4 separate regions of the Mus musculus genome follow, and all the other regions are linked to region 1. The links are chromatin loops, found by intact Hi-C in ENCODE. Cell type or tissue: heart. All regions are shown on one strand. Region 1 holds the start of Utp14a (UTP14A small subunit processome component). Region 2 holds the start of Zdhhc9 (zinc finger, DHHC domain containing 9). Region 3 overlaps Zdhhc9 (zinc finger, DHHC domain containing 9). Region 4 has its middle 43 kb from the start of Apln.

Evidence for each region. A loop is a pair of places that touch in the nucleus more often than their neighbours do. Peaks named below come from ENCODE experiments on the same cell type or tissue, not always from the same donor. Only the 100,000 strongest peaks of a DNase experiment are listed, where the experiment ranks them.
Region 2: a loop joins it to region 1, with 2.9 times the contacts of the local background. A loop is called at or near these places in 12 of 42 quality-filtered maps.
Region 3: it touches region 1 in a loop (9-fold over the local background); 10 of 42 quality-filtered maps call a loop at or near these places.
Region 4: a loop joins it to region 1, with 2.9 times the contacts of the local background. A loop is called at or near these places in 11 of 42 quality-filtered maps.

The regions. Positions count from the first base shown.
Region 1 is chrX:48,253,123-48,261,122 of GRCm38, reverse strand. Utp14a (UTP14A small subunit processome component) reads right to left here and starts at 4,189. Exons shown (of 15, transcript NM_028276.1): 1 at 4,155-4,189; 2 at 2,708-2,783; 3 at 1,330-1,400; 4 at 473-537. The coding sequence starts at 4,180. It overlaps Gm39511 (a long non-coding RNA gene), which reads left to right and starts at 4,331. Exons shown (of 3, transcript XR_882302.1): 1 at 4,331-4,387; 2 at 6,506-6,590; 3 at 6,713-6,787. In heart, no CTCF peak of the experiment used is centred here; a DNase peak (open chromatin) is centred at 4,352; H3K4me3 peaks cover 2,244 bases; H3K27ac peaks cover 1,122 bases.
Region 2 is chrX:48,204,888-48,212,887 of GRCm38, reverse strand. Zdhhc9 (zinc finger, DHHC domain containing 9) reads left to right here and starts at 4,186. Exons shown (of 10, transcript NM_172465.4): 1 at 4,186-4,408; 2 at 5,931-6,220. The coding sequence starts at 6,054. In heart, no CTCF peak of the experiment used is centred here; a DNase peak (open chromatin) is centred at 4,147; H3K4me3 peaks cover 1,810 bases; H3K27ac peaks cover 1,290 bases; H3K27me3 peaks cover 229 bases.
Region 3 is chrX:48,189,448-48,197,447 of GRCm38, reverse strand. Zdhhc9 (zinc finger, DHHC domain containing 9) reads left to right here. Exons shown (of 10, transcript NM_172465.4): 3 at 2,728-2,888; 4 at 6,069-6,227. Among named protein-coding and RNA genes, the nearest start is that of Zdhhc9, 15 kb to the left of the region's middle. In heart, no CTCF peak of the experiment used is centred here; no DNase peak of the experiment used is centred here.
Region 4 is chrX:47,988,281-47,996,280 of GRCm38, reverse strand. No RefSeq gene overlaps it. Among named protein-coding and RNA genes, the nearest start is that of Apln, 43 kb to the left of the region's middle. In heart, CTCF peaks have their summits at 796 and 3,480 (motif pointing left); a DNase peak (open chromatin) is centred at 3,470; H3K4me3 peaks cover 211 bases; H3K27me3 peaks cover 1,261 bases.

The sequences.
Region 1 (8,000 bases):
GTGTTGGGGGAAAGCTTTTCTACACAAAAATTGATTTCCTCAAGTTCCAGTGGAATACCTGCAGTTCTAACTCAGGCATCACGAGAGAACTGATATACAAACACAACTATGAACACTAAAGAGCTATACATATACAACAGCTAAGCTGGTACAAGGAAGCTACCATCACTTTATATAGCACATACACTTAATCCCAGTGCTTGGGAGGCAGAGGCAGGCGGACCTCTGTGAGTTCAAGGACAGCCTGGTCTACAGAGTGAGTTCCAGGACAGCCAGGGTCACAAACACTGTGTCTCCAAAATGAAAGGAAGAAAGAAAGAAAAAAAATTCAAGTCACTTTATGCAATAAGCATTTTACTGAGCTCCGCAGGAGGTACTGATCTTAGCATGCTTCATGAGACTACCCTTAACCCATTCTCACAGGTAAATATTTATGGTTTCATGCATAAATACCTTTTTAAAACTTACTTACCTTCAGAACTAACATTAAACTCAGACACTTTTAGACCAGCCTCAGATCTCTCAGGCAATTTCCACCTGAAATTAGGGGAGAAATGATATCATAGAAATAAACACATTTACAAGGGGAACACTAACACTTTCATTACTATGTTTCTAAGGTGCTGGAATCTAGGGTTTCATATATGCTATGCTGGTGCAGTACTAGTGAGCTACACCTTTAAGTACAACATTTCTTTTTTCAAAGGCAGCTTTGCCTTTATAGCCCCGCCCCCAACGGTCTGCTTTTGTCACTGAGCAACCAAACTATTCCTAAACATTATAACCTGATCCATATCTCATCTTTTAATATAGATTCAGCCCTTGAAAAATACAATGTTGTACAAGGAAAAGATCTAAGCACGACTGGATTTGAACCCAGGACTTGTGACTTACAAATGATTGACCATGGAGATAAAATTTAATTCCCTTCTTTAATGGGGTTAGTATGGATTCAGTGCTTCAAAAGACTATAGGTAAATTAAAGCTCCCAAAGTGAAATGTTCTAATATAATTATAGCGATAAGGAAAGTAGCCAACAATCATATAGTTTTTTTTTTTTAAACTATACGCTACACACAGGTGCTAGGATTGTTACAAGAGACAATAAAAGTCTCAGAAACAGCCAGTTATAGTCAGCAAGACGGCATAAGAGGTAAAGGCCATTGCTGCCAAGCAAAACTATTTGAGTTTGATCCTCCACATGGTGGAAAGAACGAACGTCTACACGTTGCCCTGTCATGTCCACTTGTGCTACAGAGCATATGTATACCCACACACAGAAAGAAAGAGCGAGCTAATTATAAGATACCCAACTCACTGGGCCCTTACCTATTTTTTCCACTAAGGGAACCAATTGCTTCCAGAAGTTTTTGATGCTTTCTTTCTCCATCACTGTCCCCCTAGACACAGAAAAGGAAACTCCATCAGGGCAATGAAAGGAGGGAAGAGACAACTTGGAAACAAGTCCATATAAAAATGTTGGTTCTGGTTGGTAGAGAAGAGGGGAATCCGATGAGATATTGTATGTAAACACCCTAATTACAAAGCTGGAATTGGAATTAGGAATTGTTTCAGAATCCAAACATGATCTTCACAAGCAATGTGAATCCTTGGTAACTTGGGAGCTAATGCCCTGATTTATTTTTTGAAGATTTATTTATTTATTTTATGTGAGTACACTGTAGCTGTACAGATGGTTGTGAGCTTTCATGTGGTTGTTGGGAATTAAATTTTTAGGACATCTGCTCGCTCTGGTCGGCCCCCACTCACTCTGGTCAACTCTGCTCACTCAGTCCCTGCTTGCTCCGGCCCAAAGATTTATTTATTATTACACATAAGTACACTGTAGCTGACTTCAGATGCACCAGAAGAGGGTGTCAGACCTCATTATGGGTGGTTGTGAGCCATCATGTAGTTGCTGGGATTTGAACTCGGGACCTTCAGAAGAGAAGTCAGTGCTCTTACCCATTAAGCCAGCTCACCAGCCCTAATATCCCAGCTAAACAGCTAAAAATACTGTTTTTACAAAAAGTGTTTCTTAGCTGGGCAGTGGTGGCGCACGCCTTCGATCCAAGCACTTGGGAGGCAGAGGCAGGCAGATTTCTGAGTTCAAGGCCAGCCTGGTCTACAAAGTGAGTTCTTGGACAGCCAGGGTTATACAGAGAAACCCTGTCTCGAAAAGCCAAAAAAAAAAAAAAAAAAAAAAAAAAAAAAAAAAGATACAAAAAGTGTTTTTCATACAGAAACACTGAAAAATAGTTCAATTCATAGCCACAGTTATCGAAGTGTTTCCCCTCCCCCCAGGAGAAAACTCCCACTACCCTTTTTGAGACAGGGTCTCACTATGTAACCCTGGTTAGTCTGGAACTTGCCTTTTAGACCAGGCTGGCCTCAAAATCATAGAGAGCTACCAGGCTCTGCTTCCCATGTGTTGGTATTAAAATAGTTCACAGAGAAAGAGGAAAAACAATGTAAGTAGTTTTGTCAGGGGAATAGGTTTAAAATTCAGATAGCATCAGATCAAGTTCCAGGATAGCCAGAGCTGTATAACCCTGCCTTGAAAACCAGAAAAAAAAAAAAAAAAAAAAGATAGCATATGTTAGAGTTTTAGTAACCTTCTTTACACGCACACATTTTTATTCCCCTTTCCTCTCCAGGAGTGTTTTGTTCACCCTAATTTTGAATCCGTTCAACAGCTGTCACCTACCTCATCTTCACTGGCACTCAAGGGGTAGTTGCTTGTCAAATCCATTAGATCATCCTGCTGGCTCAAAGCCAGAAGGCTGTTTTAAAAAGGCAACACAGAAACATTAGCACATGAAATAACTCTTCTTTTAAACCAGCAGTTCTCAACCTGTGGGTCAAAACCCACAGGGGTGTGTGTGTGTGTGGGGGGGGCAAAAGGTCCATTCCCATGGGTCATGTGTCAGATATCCCGCATTTCAGACATTATTCATGTTACAATTCATAACAGTAGCAAAAGTGCAGTTATGAAGAAGCAAGGAAAGTAATTTTATGGTTTATGTTTTGGGAGGTGGTCATGAACCCCAGAACATGAGGAACTGTAGTAAAGGGTTGAGCAGCACTAGGAAGGTGGAGAACTATTGATCTAAACAAATATCTGTTTGCTCAGTTCTGAGTATTCTTATCTGAGAAGAGGTGCAAAAAAACAAAACAGAAGGTAATTAGTTAAAGTGTTTTTAGAAGGGGGTCAGGCATCACTTCCAAGATGACAATATCGGCATGGGAAAGACAACACTGGTTAGTGGCTGACCCTGCACTTCTGTTACTTACTATGCTTCAATTTCCCACTGACGCTACTGCTGTCTTTTGAGGCAAAGGCAGTTTCCTATTAACTATTTAAACGTGTATTTTATTTTATTTTTTGAGACAAGAGTTGTTCGGTGTAACCTTAGCTGTCCTGGAACTCGCTTTGTAGACCAGCCTGACCTCACACTTGGAGATTGGCTTGCTTTTACCTCCCAAGTGCTGAGATTAAAGGCGTGTGCCGCCACCAACTGGGAAACCTTTTAAACATTCGAAAACATTCTATTAATGCTTCTATGGATCTCCCACCGGTCAGGTGCCTTGATTAAGTGCAACTTATTAAAAATGTAATCTTGATAATTTGTTCGCATAACTGAGGACGTAGGGTAATGGTTGAAACCAACTGTATAAATGGGTGTTTAAGGTGATTAGAATTTAGGAAAAACCTACTATTACTTAACAGTGGATCTCGGTATTTACTAAGCAAACATTACCAAAGCGACTACATTTAGATTTTTCTAACGTTGAGGGGTAACATGAAATACCTGTTAGGTCTGGCACAACTTGGCACTCTCACAGACGGCGCATGTTGCGCGTGGCAGAGGCAGAAAATGCGCACGTGACAAATAAAGGGAAATCAATAGTAACTTTGCCAAGAGTCGGACGACCATCAGACCTAACAGCGATGCAACTTAAGAGCCGAGAAACTGAGGAGCAAAGCCAATTTAAATTAAGGGACTTTAGGATTCCTAGCCGATACATTAACTACTGGCAGGGTTTGGGGAGGCGAATCTCTAACAAACAGCAGTTCGGCTTCCACTTCCCTAAATACAGGAAATTCAGCCCTCAAAAATACCCGGGAATCTCCTTTCCCTTTTACGTCTTACCCCTTCGTAGCTTTGATAGAGTTCATCGCTGTCGCCGGTAACTCACATGGGTCAGGAACGGAAACCAAAGAGAGAGCAAGCTCCTTGCCTGCCGCAAAGCAAATTTTGCTTCCGCTAATCACGCGCGACAACGCGCGTCATTTCCGCCCAGGGGGAGGCTTGCAAAGTATTGTAGGCGCTCCAGGATTGGTCGATGGAAAAGCCGGCTGCCTGCCAGTTGGTCCGCACTGCCGGTGGGTGGGACTTGCCGGTCCCCATTCTTCTGAGAGGTTTTTATTTAGGTTGGCGGTATTGGTTCCCTGGCATTCGGTTTTCTTGCGGTCCGAGATTAGTGTGGTGAGGGCGAGGGTGCTGCGCTGTCAGGGACGGAGCTAAAACCAAAACCAATCAAACCAAAACAAAGCCTCCAGGGCCAGGCCCCGTTGGACTCTGTCGCACAGCTCTGGACTGGCCAGCCCCAGACTGTGTTGGACTCCTGCCAGATCAAGGGGACGGGAACGTAGCAAGTTTCTATCCATCTGAAGAGAAATTCTTTTTGAGCCGGTGTACCTGTGATTACAGCTCATTGTCCCCTTTTCCTATACAAGAAAATGTCACTCGAGAATGTGTTATGAGGCAGAAAGATCTCTTCTTGCTCCATCCGGTGCAACATAGTAGGACCCATACACACATGCACGCACACACAATCTTATTTTATCCGGTCCATAGCTCACTAGTAAACTGCTTGCAGCACAGGCATGAGGCTGCAGTTTCTCAACTCTTGCTTTTTTTTTTTTTTTTTTTTTTTTCTTGTTTGAGACAGGCTAGCCTTAAATTGGTGATCCTCTTGCTTTAGCACCCGACCTGCTGAGATTACATGCTTTTGTGGTACCACGTCTGGCATAATTTGTAAATAATAAACCTATCTATGTGTGTGAGTGCATTTGCGTGTGCGTGCGCGTGTGTGTGTGCGCGCGCGTGTGTACGCATGCCATTGCACACGCGGAAATCAGGACAACCTGTAGGAATTCCTTTCACCATCTGGCTGCAGGGGATTAAATTTAGGTTGTCAGGGTTGGGGGGAGGGTGTCAAATGCTTTTGACCAGCCTGAGACTTCTTGCATAAAAACATTATTGCCATTTCTTTTAGGTCATTTCCATTTTGTTTTCTCCAACGGTTGCACTGAAATTTCTTATGGTAATCGGCAATGCTCTAAAATTCTTAAATAAAATAATACTTTCTAGTCTTTGTGGTCCCAGAATTGAATATGGGATTTGATAGTTGTTTTTGTTTTTCATTATTCATTCAGTAAAATTTTTTTAATCATTGACTATGTGCCAGGTTTTTAGGAGTTATTGATACATTGTTGAACAAAGCAGATATTTTCTATGGTTTCATAGACACAATTTTCCAGTGGGCTTAAGGACAATTTTTTAAAAATTATTTATTTTTACTTTACATCCTGCTCACTGCTCCCCTCCCAGTCAATTTTAAATGTTGCTAAAACTCTAGCCCAGAGTTCCCTGACTGCTCTCTCCTGGTATCCTCTATGATGGTAGCTCTATGACCATCTTCTTCCATTTTCTTTCTTTCTTTTTTGTTTTTTTTGTTTTGTTTTTTGTTTTTTTGTTTTTCAAGACAGGGTTTCTCTGTGTAGCCCTGGCTGTCCTGGCACTCACTTTGTAGACCAGGCTGGCCTCGAACTCAGAAATCCGCCTGCCTCTGCCTCCCGAGTACTGGGATTAAATGTGTGCGCCACCACACCCGGCTCTTCTTCCATTTTCTTTGTTGTGTGCTTCTAATAAACTTATGCCCTAAGTGATGCTATTCCCTAGAAGCTTACTCTTGGCCCTCTATGTTTGTTCCCTATGTTCTCCCTGGGGCAAATTGCTTTTAAAACTGATATATGAACTTGAAAATCTACACTTCTAGCTTATATGTCTTTCTTAAACTATAGATTACTATCTCTGGGTGCCTTCTTTGTTCCCACAAGTACAACAGAGATGACCTTTTCCACCAGAGTTCTCTTGTATTCTTTGTTTCTGTAATTGATCAATAAATCATCCAATCAAGTTAGATATATGAGAGTCATCTTAGACTCACCATTCCTCAGCTATTCCCCACCTCTTTTACATCCTGACTCTATCAAATACCTCCCCACCTTTCTGTCATGATTGCCTTTCTATTAACTTAGATTCTTGCCCTTTCAGATCTGTGGTATTGCAGAAATCTTATAGAAAAGGAACATTGTAGCATTTTGAATATGAGTTTTGAAGCCAGATTATATGTGTTTGAAACATAGTTCTTCTTATTATTATTAACTTGATAATTACCTTTTAACATATTCAAAAAGTTGTTTTGTGTTTCTTAGGGGTACACATGGCATGCTGTGTATAGAAGTCAGAAGACAGTTTGTGGGAGTCAGCTCCCATATAGGTTTCAGGGACTAAACTCAGGTCAGTCTTGGAGGCAAGCACCTTTACCTCATTATTTTCCTCTAAGATTGGTAATTCTTAAGTCATTTATTCCCTCTGTGTCTTTGGGTTTTTTTTTAAATCTTTAAAATTGGATAATAAAGCCAGGTATGCATCAGTGGAAAATGACTGTATTAGTAGAAGAAAGAAGAGACCAGGAGTTGAACCTCATCCTCGCCTACACAGTGAGTTTTGTGGTCAGCCTGAGTTACAGGAGACCATTTCTCAAAAAAGAGGGATAATACTACATTGAGCAGTTGTGAGAACTAAATAAATTAATATGTAGAAGAAACAGTAAAATAATTGGAAACCTCTCAGAGTAGCCAGTCATACATCAAAGGCTCAATAATTGTTAACTGTAATAATGACAGTTGTTTCAACCAGTTTTTCAGTAGTTAGTCTCTCCATCCAATTATGTAATTAGACCATATCATGCCCCTACATAAAAGATGCAAAGAGACTATTATTAAGAAGATAAAATAAAATACAAGGTTAGTCTACTCTCTTTGAAAAATTTTTCCACTTCCCTAAGACACTTCAAATTATATTTTTATGAATAAATGATGTTTTAATCTTTTCCATACAATATCAATAAGAGTATTTTAGAAAAACATTGATTTCTTTTTTTTTTTTTTTTTTTTTTTGAGACAGGGTTTTCCTGTGTAGCTCTGTAGCCCAGCTGGCTTCAAACTACTTGCCTGTGCCTGCCAAATGCTGAGACTAAAGGTGTGGACCACCACACCCAGTCCTTCCAGTTCCCTCTAATGTAGAACTATAGGAATGTCAATGACATATTGAAGCTGAAACGTAACAGATAAGAAGGAACCAGTTTTGCAAAGAACTGGGCAAGAATGATCAGGGCAGAATGATCAGGTCATAGTCAACAACGTATTTACAGTCTCTCAGGGTTGGGAAGGCCTTACAATATTTTAGAAACAGAAAGGCCAGTGTGGCTGGATCACAGTGAGTAATAAGGTAATAACAGACTAGAGAGATAGAGCTGAGATCATATGGGTCCTCATGGATAATGGAAGAGTTTAAATTTTACTCTAAGTAAAATGAGTCACAAATATGTAGTTATGTAGATGAGTGACATTTTGCGTTTTATAAATATTTTTCCTGCTGTGTGGAGAATGGATTAAAGATGGGCAGGAGCAGAAACAGAAACCAAGCTGGGTGTGGTTGCTGCATGCCTTTAATGCCAGCACTATGGAGGCAGAAGCAGGTGGGTATGTGCGACTTTGAGACCAACCTGATCTAAAGCCAGTTGCAGAACAGCCAAGGCTCTGTTACACAAAAACCCTGTCTTGAAAGACCAAACCCACCAAACAAAAAGAAGCAAGAGGACACCCATTGTGTACTCAGCAAGAGAAGATGATGGTTTGGAATAAG
Region 2 (8,000 bases), 48 kb after region 1:
CTGTTTTGTATGTTTGGCTTTCATGTGTGGACATCTTTAATGGTGCTGCTTACACTCAGAGAAGAGCCAACAAGCTAAGTATAGTGCTGTGAATCTGCAGGATGCTTAATGAAAGCAGTTTCCATTTCTCTTTCACCTGCTAAAATAGAGACTATGACAGCAGTGCTCAGGAGTCATGGAGAAGATGGTGCTAAAGAACAATGTTTGACTAGACTAAGGTTATTGGGCAAACTTAACCCAGTTAGAGTGAAGTGAGGGACTTGGAAACCAAGCAGCCTGTCAGATAAGAATTAAATTCAGTGGTGAATGTAGAGAGTAAGAGAACATGGTAGCACATGGATGTCATGGAGACTAACAAGTAAAGAGTGAATCTCATTCTTTTATTTTCAATAGTATTTTTAGAGATTTTTTTATTTGTTGTTGTTCCATAATGCTTTGTCTGAACCTTTTTAAATTTTTAATTAATTAATTAATTAATTATTTTTTACTTATTCACTTTACATCTCGCTCATTAACCCCCTCCCAGTCACCCGCTCCTACAACCCTTCCCTCATCCCCCCTCCTTTTCTCCTTTGAGCAGATGAGGGGAGGGGTCCCCTGGGCATCCTCTGAGCCTGGCATTTCAAGTCTTTTCGAGGCTAGGTGCTTCCTCTCCAATTGAGGCCAGACAAGGCAGCCCAGCTAGAAGACCATGTTCCACGTACAGGTCTCATTCTTCAATCTCAATTTAGTCATTTTGCTTCTATTCAGCAAAATGACTAAAAGAAGAGGGTGAGGAGATGGCAGGTTGCATATACATGACCGTGACACTTGGAGATGGATTGTGTTTCTCCTATACGTTGAATATTTAGAACACATAACCTCTAATACCCTTTATAATTCTATGAAGTAGACACAGTTGTTCCTCATTATCCAAAGGTGATTTGGTCCTTAGGATGCCCATGAATCTGAAAGTGCAGGGATGCTCAAATATCTCGTGGAGAATGGAGTAGTGCTTGCATATAGCCTTTGCAGTACTCCCATGTATTTAAAATCCAGGTTACTTATGATACTGACTGCACTGTAGATGCATATAAATGATGTTATTCTGAACTGTCTGAGACTAGGACAAGAAAAAGTGTCCACATGTTCAGTAGAGGTATTATTTTTTTTCTGAAACTTTAAAAGTCTATTGTTGTGTGATATGGAGGGCTATCTGTAGTAGCTCTGTTTTACATATGAGAAAATAAGCACAGAATACATAAATTGCTTGCCAACAGTTACCTCAGATATTAAGTAGCCCAAATTTGAACCTGGTTCTGCCTGGTCATAAATAAGACTTATGTATTTTCTCTACAGAACCTCATCCTTCTTATCATTCCAGGTCCCACAGACTCAGATCTTGCTTAGGAGCTGTAGTTCATCTTGTGTGGGCAGGACATTCATGCTTTGTTTACTCTTATTTATTTATAGCCAGAGAGTAGGGAGGGGAATGTAAGTCAGGCAAGTGGGGTGAGAAGAGGCACGTGTGCATTGGGTTGGGTGTGAGTGTTAAGGGTAGAGAGAAAAATGGAGCCACCATGAGGTCAAATGTGACCTAGGGTCTAATTTGACATGTCTGTTCTTGGCTGTGATTCTGGAATGACATTGACAGGCAGTGTCCGATCCAGTAGTGGCATTTGGGATCTTAACCCATTCAATATTACCTTACACTTATACATGCATGCACAAACGCACACACATGCCATAAACATGAAGACAAATCCTTTAAAAAATAGCATGCCAGAACATACATCACTAAGCCATGAGCTGTCTTATAAAATGGAAGGCTGCCCCTAGATTCTAGTGGTGTTTCTAGTGCTCCTTGGATGCTAGTGGTGTTTCTAGTGCACCTTCCCTTCAAAAGACCTAACAAGGATTTGGATGCATAAAGTAGGGAAGTTTGTGGAAAATAGCAAAGGGAAGAAAAAGAAAAGAGGAAAGGAAAACCAACTCGCAGTCTATAGTTTTTTATTAAGAATTAAAGGATTTTTGTAAAATGATTTAATTGTGTAGGAAGATGTGCTATGAAATGCTTATCCATATAGAATTTCTTGAATTTTCTTTCAGTAGTGAGCAAGACTAGCAACAAATTGTAATAAAACAAGCCTGATTTACAAAACTACTTAATCCCAGAGGGAATGTGACCCAGGCCAGGGAAGGGCAGAGCTCAGGAATGCATTGCCCTGTTATGCTCATTCCAGAACTTCCTAGGCTTCACCTGCATCTGAGCGGTGATCAAAGCATGTTTTGCTTTGGTCACTTCATTTTGATTGCTCTACACTCACAAGAATGGCAGCCAGGCTGAGCATGCGATTCCTAAGGGCATCTCATGTGCACAGGCTTTGGAATTCAGAGAGCTGATAGGGCCATGAGAAATTCCTGTCCTTTCCATGCCAAGTGTGTACTAATACTGGTAGCCTCCAGGAATTGGAGGCAATAATGCTGGTCATAGGCTTCATAAGAAATAACCCGATGATTATAGTCAGCATGAGCACTCAGGAACAATGGGAGCTTTATGAAGACACACTTTCAACTACAAATTAGTTATAACACATTTCTCTTGTAAGACAATTGGGTCACGGTTTTTAATTCCTTTAAATTTTTTGGTGGAAAGATATCATAAATGTTTTAAGAATAATCATTATAAAGAATTTTGTTTTAATATTATATGGGAGCAAAATACTATAAAAGAATAATAATTCTTTTTTTTTTTTAAAGATTTATTTATTTATTATATGTAAGTACACTGTAGCTGTCTTCAGACACTCCAGAAGAGGGCGTCAGATCTCATTACGGATGGTTGTGAGCCACCATGTGGTTGCTGGGATTTGAACTTTGGACCTTCGGAAGAACAATCGGGTGCTCTTACCCACTGAGCCATCTCACCAGCCCAAGAATAATAATTCTTGACCATGTATGTGGTCTCTCATTAAAACTACCACAAAGCTGCCTTTGGGAGAGCATTGGCAGTCACTTCTGAACTAATTCCAACTATTATTGGAAACCCTAGGAAAACTTTGGTCAAGCTCTAGGAAACCTGGGTTGATAACATAGTGTGGTAGGTAAGGAGAGGTCACTTTTAAACATCCCTCATATTATTTGGAAGGTAAGAACCAGTCATACTGGTGGAAACAGATCTGGTGCCTTGTAACATCCACCCTATAATATAATATAATATAATATAATATAATATAATATAATAGTGTGATTCTCAACTGTTTTCCCCACTCCAGTCTCAATTTTCTAAATGGTGTTACTAGCCGTTGATAGCAGAGGCTCAGTAACAGTAACTAACTGCCAGGAGGCACCAGAAGGAAAGAATCAATCTGGTTGATGTATGAAAATTCTGCCTTGGATGCCCCTCCCTTTGTTATCATAATATCTCCAGTTCTTTTGTTTTGTGCATTTGAACCAGGATCTTTCTATGTAGCCCTGGCTGGCATGGAACTCAAATGTCAGACCAGGGTGGCTTCAAATCTTCTTGCCTTAGCTTCACCACACCCAACAAGATCTCAAATTCTAATAGAAAATAGAAATTAACTACCTTTTGGCAATCTTTGCATCATTATCTACCTGGAAATATTTATGTTGTCTCAGTGGAGTTCCTCCAACTTCCTTAATGTCAATGACTTGTTTTCAATATCACAAAATGACATTCTCAGATATGGTTATCTCTTTTCATATTCTTTTTCTGTTCTGAAAGCCCTCGAGATTGCGTGGGAGTCCGAGGCTTCTGAATGGGACTTAGGCGGCAGAGAATGTAACGTTAAGATGCCCACGAACAGACCTTGGTCAATTTAAAGGCAAACGGCAGTGGAGAGGCCCAGGGTAAGACGGAATTCAGGGTTAGAGTCCGGATTTGTGAGCTAGTGTTGCTTCAGTGTGTTTGTGGGGAGGCTGCTCTTGGCTCCTCCCTTGTCCGGTCCACACCACCTTACGCCTCCGCTTTTGCGTAACTATATTAATAGACGAGAACACTTCGCGTCCTGGTGCTCAGACCCCAGAGAGAAGCTGGCTGGAGCTTGGCAGGTGGGCTTGTAGCAAGGAGATGGGTGGGGGGAGTGGGCGGAGGGATTCTGGAGTGACGTTCGAAGTAGCCAATGGTAGTACGCGTTGGGGGCGGGATGGAGACATTGTGATCGTTTAGCCAATGGAGGACGAGCAACTACTGGAGCGACCTGGTGACGTGAGGAGCGTTCCATTCCGCCAGCGGTGGGCGGTTGCCACAGCTGGTTTAGGGCCCCGACTATTGGGGCCCCTTGTCAGGAGGAGGCACCCTCCCTGTCAGGGAGAAGTCGCTACCACCTCTGGCTGCTGACGAGATCCCCCGGGACAGTGTGCACTTTCTGCCCCCAGTTGCCGGCCGAGTTCAGTGTCCCTTGTTCAGGTAACAAGGGGTGGGGGTGGGGGTCTCCGGGGCTCGGCTCTCTGGAGGGCTGCATCCCCCTTCAGCTCCGCCGGGACCCAGGGACGTTGGCACCGCCCTGCTCAGCTCGCCAGCCACGGAGCCCCTGGCCGGGGGTGACTACACGTGGCGGGGCGTGTGTGAGTGTGTACGAGCGTGTGGACGCGTGTGCGTGTGGATGTGGCGCGCGTCCCAGCCAGCCTGGGGCGGTGGTCGGCTGCGTGGCGGAGGCAGGGCGGGCCTCCTGAGGACGAGCCCGCTGCACAGCCCTGGCTTCTGGCGCTAAGCTGCTGAACCAGGTCGCTGCTTTCTGACGGATTTTAATTTTCCTTCTCCCAGGTTGGGTCCCCCTTCCTAGTCTGTGTTCTTCTGCTGGGTCAGTTTATGGAGGCGGGGGGAGGGGGGAGATTGTTTTCCAGGTTAGTTTTACACAAAGGAAGTGATCTTTGCACCTCTGGGGCCCCCTCCCCTTTCCCAAGCCTTACACCTTTCCATCTTGTTGCTAGGCTCTTAGTCCCCTTTTGGACCTTTGCCCTCTCTAGCTCGGGAATGCTCTCTGGCTGGTTGTTTCTTGCTCATCGGGCTGCAGGCTTCCGCCTCATTCTTGCCAGCATGGGGCATGTGGTGCCAGTAAGTAGAGGACACAGCCCAGCACCTGAGAGAAGAGGAGGATGACAGTGGCTGGGAAAGGCGAGGCCCGGAAATCCAGGATGCTGAATGGAGCTATGATACTGGTGAAATGTCCTAGAAAGCCCCCAAGGGACTTTTCTTAGCTGCTGCCACCGCCCTCAGCCACCCCCAACCCCAGCATCAGTTGCCAACCATCCCAGGATCTCTCCTGTTTAAGGAAGCCTTTTTATCTACAATATGATGTGGGCTCACAAATGTTAAACTAGACCAGCCAGAAGATTTCATTTCGGACTCCAGAAGTTACAGAAGGTTTGATTAGGGGAAATCTGTTTTGTGGAAATACAATGTGTGTATGCTTCCAGAATGCCCTGAACAGCTTACCCCAGCCAGAGGGTTACTTGTTCCTTCCTGTGAGTAATATTTGAATATTGAAGAAAGAAGGAGAGGTAGAGGAGGTATGGGAAGGGCTACTTAGGGACAAAGGACAACAACAACAACAACAAACATTATTTTTATAGATATCTTTCTTTAGGTGACTAAAGAACATGGTGGTACAGTAGAAAGTACAAAGGGTGGCTACTTCCAGAATTCCTACTTATTTCCAAGACTCATATCATCATAGCTCATCAAAATCACCAGCATGGGTTTAGAAACAGGATTGATTAAGAAATATCAGTCCCCTCCCCCTCTGGAGAACTGGTTTGTTTGTTTGTTTGTTTGTTTTCCTCCTTAGAGACCAAACAGAGATCAGAAATAAAATTTTCAAACTTTCCTGCTCTTTCAAGCAGTGCTCATCTTTCTGTCTTTGGGAAATGAGGGTTCAGTTGTATTTTGTCACTCTTGTCTCAACACCTTACCCCTTTCTTTTTCTTAGGGCTCTTGATAATGTTTGACCCAGTGGCAACACTAGTAGACGACCTGATTTTAAAGCTGACCTCAGCCTCTGCATCTTCTCTCGAGTAGTCCCAAAGCCCATCTTGGACCAGGAACTGTAATCATGTCTGTGATGGTGGTAAGAAAGAAGGTGACACGGAAATGGGAGAAACTCCCAGGCAGGAACACCTTCTGCTGTGATGGCCGCGTCATGATGGCCCGGCAAAAGGGCATCTTCTACCTGACCCTCTTCCTCATCCTGGGGACATGTACACTCTTCTTTGCCTTCGAGTGAGTTTTCATTGAACACAATTGTCTCCTTATGGTTAATTTGGGTCCAAGGAATGACAGTACCTCCTGGGCATTTGTGGTGGTTCTTGCATGATTTTACTCTTCTGTTGAACGATATCTATAGGTTGTGTTTAATTGAATTCACTACTTTGTGGTTATAGTAGAATATGCACTTCCTAAAAAGGCCAAGAATTTTAATATCAATTTCATAGTCCTGATGTGGGGATATTCCTGACAAAGTTTGTCATAAAAATTCACGTCCTTTCACTGACAGTAACTTAATGATAAATGACTTCTTTTCAACCCTTCCCAACTCTGGGAGTAACCCTTGTTGTTATAACACCCCTCACCAATATCCACTTCATCTGCTATTCAGGGTACCATTTCTGTAAGCCCTAGTTCTTACCTAGCTGTTCATTTGAAAACCAAACTGAGTTGAGAACCTGAAGATTGGTCCCAGCATCAGCTGTACCACAAGGGAGCTGTGGGAACGCCATATAGGTGCTTTTGAAATGTGGGTTGTTCTTTCTTTCCAAAATCACTCAGCATCCCAAGGCTACATAGAGAAACTCTGTCTCAAAAAAAAAAAAACAAAACAAAACAAAAAACCACTGAGTATAAAAAAAATTATAAATGTTCTGTGTAAGCCTGATGCTAGCTTTGGGGTTACTTTTTTATGCAATGTTGTACCTAGTACTAGAGATACTGTTTGAAGCCTGTGTAGGTCACTGCTCCAGGGAGGTGGCCAGTTGGAGTCTAGTGTACTGTGTACTGTGGCATGATTACTGCATACGCAGAGAATGATTCCAGGCTCCAGGGATGGGAGCAGTGCTAATTGTTTTGGGATTACTGTATTAAGGAGGACCTTGAGGAAACAAGAGGTGTATGTGTGTCTACTGAGGCCACACCTGATGTGAGCCTGCCATGGGTGACCTGGAAACAGATTTCTCATCCTGGGGTGTGGTTGGCAGATGCCAGGGGGTGCTCCTCAACCAAATGGAGCTGCAGCCCCCTGGGACTCACTTTTGCCTTTCTCTAAGGGCTCCAGGCTTTCGCTGTGCATCTCAGTGTGATTTGGAGGCTACTTTGCCAGCCTTTCTATGGTTGCGGCTGGCTTGAGGAACAGCAGTGGGAACAGTGTTATAATGCTCTATAACAGCGCTGGTAAAATAAGATCAAATGAACTCTTAGCTAAAGGTCCTTTTGTTGTTATTGCCTCTGACTTTGTGGACGTTTTCTGTGAAGTTAGGCAGGTTGCTGAAGGCTTCTTACCTCTTTTCATTCTGAGTTTTATAGCTCAGTGTGTGTGTGTGTGTGTGTGTGTGTGTGCATGCACCATGTGCTTCCGTGTGGTACAAGTGAGCATGTGCAGCCAGCCAGGCAGGGTTATGCATAACACAAAACAGTTTGCTTTCCTTCAGCTCCCACTTTCCATGTTTCTCCTGCTTCGTTTCTGCTTTTCTTCTTGATGAGAGCACACATTGAATTCTGATGTCAGTTTCTGTCTTTTTTGTTCCTTTGGTTCCATCTATCTCTGCCATTAGATGCTTATGATTGGAATTTCTCATGACAGAGATGAGACTTGTTTCCAGGCTATGGCTGAGTTGGTAGTTCTGGGTCCAGAAAATCTCTGCTTTGGTCAGAGAAACATGGGGTATAGAGCTGTGGCTTTTTTGGCCTTTTTTTTTTTTTCCTGTACCTGGAAGGCTTAAAGAGACTGTGACTTGGATCTGTTCCACTTAGGCCCCTGAAGGCCTCTGAAGAAAACTGCCCATGGGAT
Region 3 (8,000 bases), 64 kb after region 1:
TAATTACATGATTTTCCCCTTCCCTTTCCTCCTACCAATCCCTCCCACGAACCTCCCACTCCCTGTAGAAATATGGCCCCTTTTTCTTTAGTTTTTATTGTTAGAAACATACCCACACACCTTGTTCAGTCCTTTTAGTGTTAAGATAACCAATTAGAGGGCTCTTCCTTGGGCAATTAGAGGACTCTTCCCTGGGGCCAGGACGATTTCTCCTGCTCTTAGCATTCCTTAGTTGCCTGCAGTTCTTTGTTTATGGGTGGGGCCCCATGAGATTTCCCTCTTTCCTGTGGATTGGAGACTATTCAAGGCAGTTAGTCCTGGAGACATTGCTTCTTTGTTTTGAAGATTGATCTTATAGATGATCAATGACTAGGGAGATAGCCATTTTCTCTTACTGTAGTAATTACACTTGACTTGCTCATGAAGCATGACTTTATAATTCTCCTGTGTCCTTTGGCTCTCTGGCAAGTGGTGGTGACTTTTGTTTCTGAATTTACTTTTTGATTATGTGTTCCTGTGACGGGAGGAATGGAAAGGAGTCTACAAACTAGTAATATGCATGACCCTTAGTTACCCGGACCCCACTTGCCAGATCCTTTTGTTCTGACACGCTCCCTCCATGTCCTTTTGACTTTTAGAAGAAAACACGTTGTTAAAAAAGAAAACTTAAGACCACGAATTATATTTTAAAACGAATAGGCCATTGAAAGCATTTTTGCAGGGTTCAATACATATGCTCCCTTTCATTGTAAATACTGATTAGCCTAATATAACAGTGAGTTCCCAACCCCCTCCCTGTGCAGTTATGTTGTGGAAGGGAGGCAGGGGAGTATCTCCTGGGGCTTGTTCTACAACTGGAGCAAACATGCAGCCTGGGGTTAACCATTTGCCCTGAATAGACTGCAGCTCACTCATTTGCTGTGCTGATGAAGTAAGCTTTTTCCCTAGCTTCCTTTCTTTGCTCTCCCTCCACTCCTTGCTCATCCACTTATAGTCTGCGTCCAGTGATGATCTCTGTTTTCAAGGAGAAATGTGCCTCGGGAGGAGATAGATAAAAATAGGTCAGTGATACTGTTCAACACGTACTCTCATTCATTCCGTTTGATAGTCCGGATCAACAAGTATTTATTGATAGCTTCTTTGTTCCCTTACTTGAATGGAGAGCTAGCAGATCTAAAATCAGATGCTAATGGTAATAAAGGACATTTACTTAGTGTGTATTATGATGTATCAAGTATCCTTTTAAGTACTTTTTATACTGGTGCATCTGGTCCACACAATGACCTCATGGACTACTATTATTATCCCCATTTTACAGGTCAGCTGTCACCCAACTGGGAGTTGGTAGAACCAGAATTTGAACCTAAGGTTCCAGGAGACCAGTTTCTTGTTCTTATGAAGTCAAGTTGAGGGCGGTAAACTCAACGTACTGATAGAGAGCTGGGAAATGCTGCAGGGCCTTCATAGTGAAGCTACAGACGGGCAAGAGGACAGGGAGAATGGAATGCCACTTCTCATAGGCCTTTTGTAGGAGACAAGACTTCTTTAAGTCCCAAATTCTTCATCTATCAATAAATATAAGAGGTCCTACCTTGTAGCTTTGGTGTGAGTCTTGGATGAAATAAGGTGTTTAAAGTAGTTAACATGGTGCCTGGTAGATGGTAACTTGTAGTTGCCACAATGACAGTGATGTTTCTAGGACCTGAAAGATAAGTCCATTTGGGATATGGAGAGGAAAAGATGCATCATGAGGAAAGACAGAAATAGACATGGTGTTGGGAAGTGGTGCTAAGGAGGTTTCTTATCCCATCGTTGATGGTCATTCATCACCCACTAGCTGAGCTATTTGAGGAGACCGAATGAATGGATATTACAGACTCAATCAGCAGCCTGGAAGCTTTCCGCTGCTCTTAAAGCGTGCTGATATCCCCTCTGTGTGCCACTGTGAGCCTGTTTCCTGATTGTCCCTATTTTTTTCTCCTCGTCATCAAGCTCAGCCCTAATGCCAGATGAGTGGATGAACAGCTCTGCGTGGTCTCAGAGCAAAAGTTCCCTATAGTGCTTACAAGTCCAGGCTCTGGTACTTCTCTGTCCCCAGCCAGTGTGAACCTTTCCCGAGGCAGACACACTGTTCCTAGGGGCCTGATAAGAGGCATGAGTTATATGAGGTATGAGTTAGCTTACGTGTAAGGGAGTTCCCTAGAGATTGTTTTTGTATGCCATAGGTGACCTCAATCAATGAAGTGTGTACTGAAAATACAATGTGTTCAGAATCACATTTTTATTAACATTTTCTTCATTGATTTATTTTTTCCCTTTTTTTCCTTTTTATTAGATATTTTCTTTATTTACATTTCAAATGTTATCCCCTTTCCTAGTTTCCCCTCAGAAAATCCCCTATCCCCTCCTACCTCCCCCTGCTCCCCAACCCACCCACTTCCACTACCTGGCCCAGGCATTCCCCTATACTGGGGCATAAAACCTTCACAAGACCAAGGGCCTCTCCTCCCATTGATGACCTACTATCAGAATCACATTTTAAGTGTTTGGAATATTTAGGGGGAAGTAAATAATGTAGTATTTGCCCTGGAGATCTTCTGTTCTTGTTGTAGAGACCAGATCGATACAGTTGCAGTAGCTGGACACACACACACACACACACACACACACACACACACACACACACGCACAAACTTGACAAAATGTTGACTTGCTTCCTTTCTTCAGGTGTCGCTACCTGGCTGTTCAGCTGTCTCCTGCCATTCCTGTGTTTGCCGCTATGCTCTTTCTTTTCTCCATGGCCACGCTGTTGAGGACAAGTTTCAGTGACCCTGGAGTGATTCCTCGAGCACTACCAGATGAAGCAGCTTTCATAGAAATGGAAATAGGTGAGTCTGGGAGGCTGTTGGCAAGCTGTAACATAGAGGGTGGCCACGTTGGCTAGGGGGTAATGATAGCAGTTGTGGATTCAGTCTGCTATTCCAGTTGTTTTCTCTGAGATCCTGTGACTACCTGTGACTTCAGAAAGACGGGTACCACACGCCTGTGAAGCCACATGTGCTTTCTTGTCCCATGTGCTGGAGTTTGTTACTGAGGTATGGCTGGATTGTTGCCAAGACAATGTCTTTTCCATTTTTGAGGAGGCCATCACACATCAGTTTGCTGAGGGAAGCTGTAAACCATCTCCCCCTAAAAAGGCTCTTTTTTTTTTTTTGCATATACCTACAACTTTGGATATAGTTTCAGAATTTCATAGATCTTCTGAAGTGCATTCATGGGTCCCTGACCAAGAATTCCTGCTTTGGGGGTGGGGGCGGGTTGCACAAAGTGAGAGAGTGCCATCATGGCACCAGGAAGCACTCAGAGGAGTAAAGGGACAGATTTCAGGCTCAGAACTATACAGTCCGCAGCTCTGAGATTGGCATGTAGCACCACCAGGAGCCATATGGGCTTCACGAATTTAAACAGAACATCCAAGGTTGGAAAGGAGATATCCTGGGAGTTCCCACTGCGAAGAAGTCATTGATGCGAGCACTAGAGGCAAGCGGGGGAGGGGAGCTACTAGCTCAGCAGCAGTGGCTACATTGTTAATTAAGTGTTTCACAATTTTGTTTTGACAGTAGCTTGAGTCCATATCCAAACAAGATAAGAGTAGAAAAAAGTGACCCAGGACTTGGTCTGTCACTTCTTTGTCCCCTGGTACTGGGGATTGAGCCCAGCCCCCCACCCCACCCCCGGGCATGCTAAGCACGTGCTCTACTACTGAGCTGTATGACAAGCTCTGTGACCCAGAACTTGTCATGCTAAGCATCCATGCTAGTAGAGTGCCAGTCTGTGACTGGCTGCTAGTTCTTTGATGTTGCCCTGGAGGCTGCTACTCCTTTGTGTTTGTTTCTTTGAACTGTTTCCCCTCCATCTCACGCTTATATTTCTTTGTGGAAAAACTCAGTTTTAGTTGAGCCAAGAAGAAATCGGTTTGCACATACATGTCTTGGCTCCAACTGCATGGGGTGAGGTCAGTGTAACGATAGTGAGTATAATGTAGAGGCGAGGCTTGGTGTCATAAGATGAACCCATACACGGATGAGAAAGTAGTCTATGAAACAGTAATACAGCTAGAGAAAAAAGAAAACAGAACAAAAGAACAATTCCCCCTCTATCTTGCTCTTAAGTACTCCTTGTTCTACTCCCAGGTCTCCCCTGGTTTCTGCCGTGAACCCTGTGTTCCGTGCATGCTCCTGTACAGCACACATAAGGAAATATTAAAGTGGCATGTCAACACTTACATCATCTATGAACAGCTAGCCTGGTCTTCTCAGGCCTTGTTGCACACTGTCACTGTTTCTTCTCACAACACCTACCCCACTCTGCACGAAAAGGAAAAATGTTCCATATGGCAGATGGTTTTAAAATCAAAACCAATGCTTTTCGAATGATACTTTGTGGCAAAGGTGCAGGGAGCCCCCGCACCTCTCATATGCTGTGGATGGAGAGTCATGCCAATCCATACAGTCTGCCTGGGAAGCAGTTTGGCAATAAGCAAAATGGCATTAAGGGTTTGTACCCTTTGTCCGACTAATTAAGGACTCCTTAAGAGTGAAGTCAAGGGAATTATCAGATATTTAAAATAACCTACCATAGAAATGTTTTAGTGTGGTTTTCTTTTATGTCTTTAATACAAATACAGCCATTTTGATACAAACAAGTTACCCCCTTTAAAAAGGAATTTATCATAAAATAATTCTTATTCAGTGTATGGATGTGTGCATGCATTTGTTTTGCAGTGGTAATTGCCGGTACCACTGTGTGTATGTGTGTCTGTGTGGGTCAGAAGACATCATTCAGGAGTCGGTCCTTCCATCCAGTAGGGACCAAACAGGTCATTAGACTTGGCAGCAAATGCCTTACTCAGCCTGCTGAGCTGTCTTCGCTAGCCTTTCCTCCTTGTTGGTTTGGAAACATTTTTTTTAGAGATGCAGTTCTTTTTTATTCTCTGTGTATGGGTGTTCTGCCTGCATGTATGTAAGTGCACCATGTAAATGGAGTACCCACGGAGGCAGCAGAGGACATTGGATCCCTAGAACTGGAGTTTCAGACAGTTGTGAACTGCCCTCTGCAAGGGAAACAATTGTTCTTAACTGAGGAGCCGTCTGTCCAGGCCCTTGAAATATTCATTTAATTGGCATATATTGATTGTATATGGCACTAGGCTTCACAGGAACACTTTCCTATTAGTATATAATGTACTTTGAGCGTGTTCCTTCCCTCTCGACTTGTTTGTTTGAGGCAGAGTTTCATGTAGCCAAGGCTGGTCTCTAATGTGTATTGTACCTGAGTCTTTCCTCAAAATCCTAATCCTACTGCTTATAGCTCCCAGGAGCTCTGATCGCACACGTGCGCTGCTATTAAGAAGGACACTTTTAATTGTACTTCTCTTTGACTTTTGCTAGTAGAATTACTAGGCTATAGAGCATATACATTTAAAGTTATTGTACTTGCTAATGCGTTGTTCACTGGTAAGATAAATTTGACCTTGCTGGGTACAATGTATTAATCTTCTTTTTGATATTTGTTAATTATAGTAGGTAGAAATAGTGATTGTGTGTGTGTGTGTGTGTGTGTGTGTGTGTATTTGAGATGGGGTCTTACTATGTAGCCCTTGCTGGCCTGGAACTTGTTTTATAGACTGGGTTGGTCTGGGACTCACAGAGATCTACTTGCTTCTGCCTCCTGAGTGCTGGGATTAAAGGCATATGACCAACATGTCAAACTATGTTTTAATTTTATTAATGTGATTATTAGTCAAATAGACACTTCGATTTCACATTCTTGCCATTTTTCTTTTTAAAATTTTCAAACCAACACCCTTGAAGACACATGTACATCACAGAGTTGTATAGCATTCAGTAGATGTGTGGCAGATACCGGGTGTGGTGTGATGTTGAAATCCTAGTCTAGAAGTGTTTGCCTGGAAAAGAAGAGCCCTTACCTCTCATGGCCTGCATGTTTGGAGACTTTGGACTCAAACAAAGAATAGCAGTGAATTAAAGCTGTTTTACTGATTACAGAAGCCACCAATGGTGCCGTGCCACAGGGCCAGCGACCACCTCCTCGTATTAAGAATTTCCAGATAAACAACCAGATTGTGAAACTGAAATACTGTTATACATGCAAGATCTTCCGGCCTCCCAGGGCCTCCCATTGTAGCATCTGTGACAACTGTGTGGGTGAGTAAAACCAAGGGGACATTGCCTGTGGGATAGGCTCAGCTGAACAAAGGGTCTCACAGTGGACATTGGCTCTTGGGAAAATTCAGTGGGAATGAGAAGGGAGATTCAGATAGGAAACAAGGTATATTTAGATAGGAAGGAATCTCCTACGCAGCAGCAGATCAGCTATACTCATGGAGATATGGTCTCAACCAAAAAGTCTTTGATAAATGGAGAACAATACCTGTTTGGGAAATCTCAGTTTTCCTGTACTGGATCCAAGTTGGGTGTGGCCCACTTTACAAAGGAGGAGAACGGCATCATCCACTGGAAGGCACTTCTGAGCAATGCCTATGGCAGAAGTGGCCCTCTTTGTGTTCCCACTATGTACTAGGCATTGTGCTGAGTACTTTTCCTTTCTCTCATTCAAGGCTCATAGCAACCCCCAGAAATCAGTATCACCCCCATTTTACAGATGATGTCACTGAAGTGCCTTTGTGTAAGTTTGTGTAATTGGCATAAGATGATACTTGATTCGGTCTGATGCCCAAGCCTTTATTTATTTTTTTAATGTCTTTGCTCTTGCTACATGTGTGTAGGTGTGCATGCAGAATACAAGGTCTGTGCTTCCATCTGCACATATGGGCTTAGTTATACATACTTCCTACTTTGTGCTGAACTCCGGAGAAGATCATACACACATAATAAAGCTGCTCATTGATAGGTATATATATATGTGACACTGCTGTTATCACTGATGTAATTCTAACATTTTATATGCTGTATATCATGTCTGAGAGAGCCTTGCTTTCTTCCAACTAGCCAATTCTTCAGGCAGTAGTTGGGGGAGATGTATATTTCTTTATGTGGTCCGAATTGATACGTGGATTGGATTTTATGAATCACAACTAATTTTAAATGGACTAGGAAATGCTATTTAAATAAGATCTGATGTGAAGGTTTCATGAAGAATCCCCTCTCCTTATTAATATTCTTAAATAGGAAGAACTCACACAAGAGATAGCTCAGTGGTTAGTAATCCTGGTTGCTCTATCCAGAGGACCCGAGTTTGATTCCCAGCACCCACATGATAGCATCTGTAACTTTAGTTTCAGGGTATCTGACACCCTTTTCCAGCCTCTGTGGGTACTAGGCATGCATCGGTGCAGACATGGATGCAGCCAAACCCATACACATAAGAAAAATAATAAAATAATTATACAAGTTGATTTTTTTTGTGACAGGATCTCTCTATGTATCTCTAGGTGCCCTGAAACTTTCTGTGTAGACCAGGCTGCCCTAGAACTCACAAAGATCTGCATGTGTCTGCCTCCCAGGTGCTGGGATTAAAGGCATATGCCACCATACCCAACTTATAAATTGACTTTCTAAAAAGCACAGATGCTCTATGAAAAACACAGGCAGTGCATAAAACAGGAAATTTACTTACCAAATGACATGGAAATATGTCCACACCTACAAATAATCAGAGAAATACATATTAAAACTGGATGTTTTTTCAAAACATATTTAATTTTTTCCTGACAATTCCCATGATATATACAATATGTCTTGGTCCTATCCACCTTCAATACCCCCCCATTCCCTAGAACCTCCAACACATGCCTTTCCCACCTTCATGGCCTCTTCTTTTGATTCTTTATAACACAAAGGTCCAGTTAATGCTGTCTGTGTGTGCATGGGTGGGTGGGGGTCACTTATTATCTGGCAGCCGCACTCCTAACGAAAAATATAGCTCCCCACCCTCCAGCAGCCAGTGATTGCCAGGAG
Region 4 (8,000 bases), 260 kb after region 1:
TTGATGGGAGACTGACTTCCCAGGTTTCAGAACCAAGGAATAGATGCCACCTGGTTAAGTGGTTAAGCCCCCGTTTTTTTTTTTTTTTGGCTCTTTGTTATGGCAGCCTGAGGCAGGACTCCCTGCTTTCCCAGGTCTTTTTAGCCATGGTTTGGAGTTCATGGAGGCCACTGGTTTCAGGCAGCTTCCCTAGCCGTTGTCTAACCTTTGCTACACGGTGTGAGGAATAAAGAAGCCTTTTTGGTACGCTTTGAATTCAGGATGCTTGTTATGCCCTTGACCAACTGTATACAGATGGCGGGGGGGGGGGGGAACCTACCACATCACTTCTATCCAAACAAGGTTAAGTGGTATCCACAACTCTCCCTAGGCCGGCAGGCCTCCATCACTGAGCTGGGGGGGGGTGGTGGTGGTGGTGGTGTAAGGACTCACAAGTCCTGGGAATTAAGACCTGTAAACTTGGCATCTTGACTCCCTGGATGCAGCAAACAGTGACTGTTTAAACCTCTCAAGGAATTCATCAACATTTCAAATACGGAAACAAGGGAAGCCATAGTGGGAGGCAGAGCAGTGTTTCTAGAAAAGCCCCATTCAGATGCATACGACTCCCTTAGCAGGCTCCCTGCCTTCATCTTCTGGGACCCCAAAAGCCCCTTCCTCAGGGCTAATTTTTTTTTTCAGGAGGGTGGGGAGGCTGAAAGGACAGGCCCAGGGCTTTGGAGCTGCCCTGGTCACAAAGCAGGAAGCTGACTGACTACACAGCTTGGCTCACAGTTAGGCCTCTGCTGCCCCTTGAGGAGGTCGGAATGTCCATCAAGAGTAGAAGGCCTATGCTGCTACCGGGGCTTCCCTATGACTTCTCTGTCCTTGCTGCGAATCTCTTGCCATGTCTCCTGCATGACCCTCTCTTTAGATCATTCATGGGGAAGGGCGGGGATTGAATATGGGGATCTTGTTCAAGTTCATTTTTGTGAAGACTTACTAAAGAATCTTCTCCTATCAGAAGAGGCTTTCCAAAATCTTTTCTCCATTCAAGGCTAACCTCCCGTAAGGAAATCTTTCTGTACTGCTTACTGAGCTGGTGATAACACAAGGTATAGCTGATGTCTACTGATGTTACTATGTACTATTAGTACATGGTACTGGCTCATTTTCTTCTACTCTGTCTAATCCGATCCTCTTAGTCTTAGAGGGAGGGGTGGTCATCCCCACTCTGCACCCAGGGAAACATGCTCAGAGAAGGGAAGTGACGTATCTAGACTTGCACCGGGAGCATATGGCCTAGCTGGAGAGCAAGCGCTTCTGATTCCCAGGCCTTGCTGCTACTCACTGCTCTCTCCTATTCCCAGAAGCTTCACACACACACACACACACACACACACACACACACGCCCCATCATAACCTTTCTTCAATCGCTCTGAAACAAAACCAAGATAAGACTTGAAAGGGACTTTCAATTTAAGTGTTGTATTTTCTGCAAGGGCTTTGATGGGGAGGGATGGTCGTTTTTAACTAATCAAAACTTTACCAGGTCTGGTGGTGAATGCCTTTAGTCCTAGCACCCAGGAGGCACAGGCAGGTGGATCTACATGAGTTCGAGGTCAGCCTGATCTACAAAGTGAGTTCCAGGACAGCCAGGGCTACACAGAGAAACCCCTGTCTCATAACAAAGTCAAACAACAACAACAACAACAACGAAAAACCTTACCTCTTCTTCTTTAGACAGGACTCTAGAGTTAGTATTAATTGTATACATATGCAGTGCATATATAATCTCATCTAATCATTACTACATCCCTGAGATGTGTGTGTAGTGTACAGACAAGGTAACTGAAGCTCGGAGGTTTTTGTTTTTGTTTTGACATGCAAGGAAAATGCATTTGGTGAACTAATGCAACCTGCTTTCTTCATCCCAGGACGCTTCTTACTCACTAACGGGTCCCTACTAATCCTTTCGCTTCTCCCCTGGCAATTTGGTATGCTAGGCCTTGTGATCTACAATAGCTGAGGCTAATAATGGTGCTTGCTCCTTAATCGCCAGTCTCCAGTACTGCAGTTAAGGCTCAGCACGGTGCTCAGTGGGTATTTCCCAGACAGTGTGTGAGCAGGGCTTCTGGATGCCCTGGAACTGGCAAACAGGTCTCAGAGCTTTCATTGGCTCCTCCCCTTGATACAAGTGGAAAGTTGGGGACATCCTGGCTGGCTAGACATCTGCTTGGTTTGCAGGTCTGCAGCTCCTCCTGCCTCAGTGTATATATGAGAACAAGGCGAGGGGAAACTGGCCAGGGCTGGGCACTGAGCACTGTGGTGGGGCCCGTGGACGGCATATTGTTTTCCTGCCATTAAGGAGCCACCTCAGAAGATAGCATGTCTGAGTTGTTCCATCCACGAAGAGCGGCCCTAGGGACAAAGATCTCTGGGGATCCTCTGGAAGGAAGGATGAAAATGTATAGTAGAGATGGATGCTTGTGTGCGTGCGTGTGCGTGTGCGTGTGCATGTGCGTGTGTGTTCTTCTGATTCCCCTGGATCCATCTTACCTTCTTCTAAGAATCTCTACAGACCCCTGCCTCCTCGAAGTTCCTCCAAGGCCAGGCTGGCCTAGCACTGGAGGGAAAGAAGACTAGGATATGGGTTGCCAGGTCCTTCCCAGCGTCAGGCCTACAAGGGAGGCAGGTAAGGCTTCGGGGCACTGAGTGCTCTGATGTGCACACTCGGAGCTTGGCCCTGCACCTGCTCAGGTTGCACTTTTGAGTGAGCAGGGACCCCCCCCCCCCGTTAGTTTCCTACCCCAGGGCCTCACTTGCCAGAACTCTCAGAGGCTCCATTGGGATTCCCAGTATAAAAGAACCTTTGGAGTCCTTCGGTGCTGAGGATGTAGGGATCTGCAGGCAGTCTTGCATCAGACGGGCGACTCTTGCAAAGGCACCCAGAAAGAGAAGCCTCCAATCTGTATCCCAACGTCAGGCAATTTTCTGAGTGAGAGGAAGGCCGGGCCATGACAAAGGAGATCTGGAGAGCTTGAGTCCCGCTCTACCAAAGCACCTTGATGCCTTCCCTCCATCTGCAGTTTAGGGACAGTACCTCCCTCTTAGAGCAGCAGTGAGGACACAGGGTCTTGCCTGCAGAACTCTGGACTCCAGACTTACTGCTACCACTCACTGGTTCTCTGACTTGAAGAAAATCTCCTAACCTGCGATTTGGTCCTCACAAGCCAGAGGATGCATTGCATTTCCTGGAAACAAGGAGTTAAATAGAAATAGGGAGATTTCTCTCCACTGTGTGAGCAGAGGCGATTGAACCAACTGCTTTCTTAAGGTTCCTTCCTGTTTCCTGTTTCCATGATTTAAAAACAAAGCAAAACAAAACAGCAGAAAATCTCTTTGAAACTGAAGCCTAGAGCCAAGTCAGGTTTCGGCACCATTTCCCCTTCAGCCCCGCCCACCAGACAAAACTAAGCTTATACTGCCCTCTGGTGCCCACTACTGTTACTGCACCCACTTCTACTGGCCTGTGGAGGCTTCGGCTTCAGAATCAATACTTCATTCATTCGCACCTCTTGGTTCATTCACGCCTCACAGTTTTATTGATTGCTCCACGCTGGCCAGCAGCAGTGCTGTGTGCACCGTGACAACAAAGATGAACAAGACTTAGATACTTCCTTTAAGGGCTACTCTTCTGTAGGAGAAATAGATTTTAAAATGATAATTTCATTGATGTTTATTTGTGCGTGCGTGTGTGTGTGTGTGTGTGTGTGTGTGTGTGTGTGTGTGTGTGTGTGTATGTAGTTAGTTGCGCGTGCATTTATATGCTGATACATCTCGTTGACCCACATAGGTTGCTTTAATAGGAAAATGAATGTAAAGGGCCATTTAATGCTGGGTCAGGTTGTGCTTGGCTTCAGGGAGGCAGGGATATGGAGGAGAAAAAGGAATGCTTTTCAAGCTTCATTTTAAAGATTACACTGTTGTTACCTTGTTATTCACTCAAGGTAAATTATTTTAAAATTAAATTAAAAGCTATCATACTAGTTGATGGATTTCATTATGGAATTTTCACACACACACACACACACACACACACACACACACACACACACAGTCATTATCTGTTGTTATTTTTCTCTCTCCCAAATACCCCACTCCTTTCCACCTGCCCTCCTCTTTCTGATACCCTCTTTCCCCTGGGTAGTTGTTGCCTCTTCAGTTTTTGGGTCACCTGTACCCCACTACTCTTTCTACCTTCCTCCCCTCCCTTAATACCTCATCTCTCAAGTCTCCTATGCCCGTCCTCACACACATGGGACATTTACACCTGTACTCCACATATGAGATAAAACAGAAAGGGTTTGTCTTTCTGAGTCTGGCTTGTTCTACTCAATGTAATATTCTCCAGGTCCTCTCCACTCTCTCAGATCATGATCTCAAGCTTCTTCATAGTAGAATTCTATTCTATTCTGAATAGAATTCTACTATGTCTACTGTACTATTTTTCCCATTTACATGTTGTTGGGAATTTAGACTGGTTCCATCTTCTGGATATTGTGAATGATACGGCAATAAATATGGTTGTGCAAGAATCTAAAGGATGATCACTGAGAGTCCTTTGGGCACATACTCAGGAGCGGGCTGGATTATTTTGTTGTCTTATTTTCAGTGCATGGAGGAACCTCCATACCAGTTCACACCCCACACACTATTTAAGGCTTCTCTCCCCATATTCTATCTAGGATTAAAAAAAAACCCTTAGTTTTTATTTTGTATGTATGGGTATTTACCTGCCTTTCTGCATGTGTACCGTATGCATTCCTAGTACCCGTGGAGTCTAGAGGAAGGTGTTGGATCCCTTGTAGCTGGGGTTACATAGGTGGCTGTGAACTGCCACATTGGTACCTGGTTTTCGGTAAGAACAGAGAGTGCTCTCACCACTGAGCCATGTTGCTAGCCCCAAGATTTGTTTTGTAATAGCCCCTCTAACTGGGTTGAGATGGAATCTCAAAACCAGTTTTAATTTGCACGTTCCTGATAGCTAAGGATGCGGGATACTTGTAAAACATATTTATTGGTCATTTGTATTTCTTGTTTTGAGAATTGGCTATTCATTAGTTCATTAGTGCGCATATTAATTGAGGTGAATTTGAGGGGGTTGGTGTTTACTTTATACATGCTAGATAGCCATCCCCTGTTGTCTAATGGATAGTTGGCAAAGACTTTCTCCAATCCTGACTCTGGTGATTGTTTCTTAATTTTATGCAACCCAGTTTGTCAGTTCTCCGTATTGAGTCCTGGACTATTAGTGCCCCTTAACGAAAGTCGATGCCCAAGTCCCTGTCTTTTACCTATGCTTTCCTATAGCAGTTTCAAAGTTCCAGGTCTTACGTTAAGGCCTTTTATCCACTTTGAACTTTTGTTTGTATTAGGGTGAAGGATGAGAATCTAATTTCATTCTTTTACATGTGTGACCTAGTTTCCCCAGGACCATTTGTTGAAGAAGTTGACTTTTTTTTTCCTAGTGTATGGTTTTGACACCCTTGTCAAAAATCTGGTAGCTTATAGGTGCTTTGGTTTATTTCGGGGCCAGTCTTCTGTTCTAATCCTTTGGTCTATATGTCTTTTGTTGTGTGCCAGTGGTGGTGGTTGCTGGATGGATGAGTTTGAGTTCTTCCAGTTACTGGTATATGTAAAAGCAAAGAAGCACATTTGGAGGAGTATAGGGCATTTGGTCTGTTGGGGGCATAATGTGGATTCAGGGTAACAGAATGAGATGAAGACGAGGGCCAGGAGGCATTAAGGCAGAGATAGGTCTTGTGTGTCCCGTGAGAAGCTTGGACTTGATTCCTGGGTGAGCAGGGATTTCATGGTGTTGAGTAGTAGTGACAATGGCCATGTCTGAATGTCTGTAAGTTCCTTTTGGCTGCTTTGTAAGGGATGCTGGGCTGTGAAGCTGGTCTGGTTGCTAGGTTTAGAAACAAAACAAATGGGAAAAAAAGAGAAACAAACAAAATGAAACACAGATGGTCCAGTTACATTTGAACTTTACAGAGAGAATGCTTTAAGTGTGTGACCCAAATGTAGTACAAGGTAGAAACTGATTCTATGTACCTGAGATTCAAATTCAACTAGGTGGCTTGTACTCTGTCTGTCATCCCAGTCTTAGATTTATCACAGAGAGATGATGGTTAGTGGCTTGGGCTATGATGGAGAGAGAGAGTTGAATAGAAGTGGGAAAGAACTTGGAATGACAAGGATGTGGGATCATGAAAGAGAAGGAGGTGTCAAACATGACAGTGTCCACTTTTGTCCCTTGGCAGCCTGCTGGTAAAGAGCCTAAGGTGAGATCCTTTGACTCAGCCATGCCTGGGGAAGGTGCTCCAGGCTGAATTGCTCAAACCCTTCCAAATCACTAGCCTTCTTCCACGGCTCACCTTACAAACAAAGCTACTTGTGACCAAACCCCTTCCACTCAGAGAACTGACATGGGACTGTCACAGTGTGGTTCCTCAGGATGGACATGCAGTCCCTCCAGGTGTCTAGGCTGGCCACCACAACAGATGACTGCCCAGTTCTCCAATACATTCCTGTCCCTTCTAGAGTCACAAGAAGTCAAAAAGAACCATGGATCTCCTCCACAGAGGAGATTGGGAGAATGTACCAAGAAGCAATTCTTGAGACTCAAAGAATGGGAAGTGAGAGAAAACCAGGTGGCATCAGGGGACCTTGTGGGCTGGCACTTTTGACTGGTCTCATTACCAGGGTTGTTAGGAATAAGCCAGGTTTAGCAATTTGTCTTCAATAGGCCAACTGAACAAATAAGGAATAGTGAAAATTTGCAAGAGAAAAGGGTTTTACATATGTATTCAATGCACAAGTCCTTAAAAAAAAAAAAAAAAGTCTGAGCCAGGCAGTGGTGGTGCACGCCTTTAATCCCAGCACCGGGGAGGCAGAGGCAGGCAGATTTCTGAGTTCAAGGCCAGCCTGGTCTACAGAGTGAGTTCCAGGACAGCCAGGGCTACACAGAGAACCCGTGTCATGAAACCTCCCCCAACCCCTGCAAAATAATAAAACCAGAAAAGGACAGAAAGGCCTGGTGCCTATGCCTCCCCATGTTCATCTTCTGGGTACTGTCAAGTAGATTTAAATAGAGGACTAGAGATATGGATAACTAAGCAATGCCATGGTCTCCCCCATCACTGACCCTTCATTGTCCGCATGAGCTCTACCCTGTCTCTCCTGTAAGGTGGTCTGACAGGTTGTCCAAACTGTGTGGAATCTTGGGAGCTAAGTTCCTCCTTTGGTTGCCACCATGACCTCTGCCTTTCCTTTTAGGAGCATGTATCTCCTATGGGAAACGACTTTATGGGTGCATTGTTTCAATCAACTTATAGCCAAGTTGGGAGGGTCCCAAGCTTCTCTTTAGCGTATCTTCATTCTTATCAGGATGGCTACATCCCAAAGGGGCTGCGAAAAACTTCAAAAGGAGCCCAACTCAGGAACTTCAGCATCTTCCCTTGCTTTCAGATTTCAGGGGGCAGCCAGGCTTTGAGGCAGAGGCTGAGCTAATCAGTGCACTCCTGTCTCTCCCCTGTCCCTCCCCCTGTTTCAGGTGTCACCCAACTGAGGGGACCAGCACACCCCTCTGCTTTCCATCATGGCTCAGGTTTGGGTTGGTCTTCTATTTTCCAGAGCCAAGATCTGGATTAAACACAAAGTTCATTATGTGGTGTAACTTTAAACCGTGAGTAATAACAGCCGGGACAAACTAAAGGACGTCAAGCATGTAAGGAATTGCTTTTTAAAAAATTACTTCTAATTCTTTTCAGATTGTAAGATTTGAGTGTCTACAAGGATCATCCTGCTGGCTTCGCTCTCACGTTCCCGTCTCTCTCCTTTGTCCACAGGGTCTCTAGTTGTCTAACTTGAAAAATGAAGCAGGGATCACTTCATCTTTTCTGGGATTACCTCAGTTCCTGGAGCAGCTCCACGGCCTGCAAGTTTTCCAGAA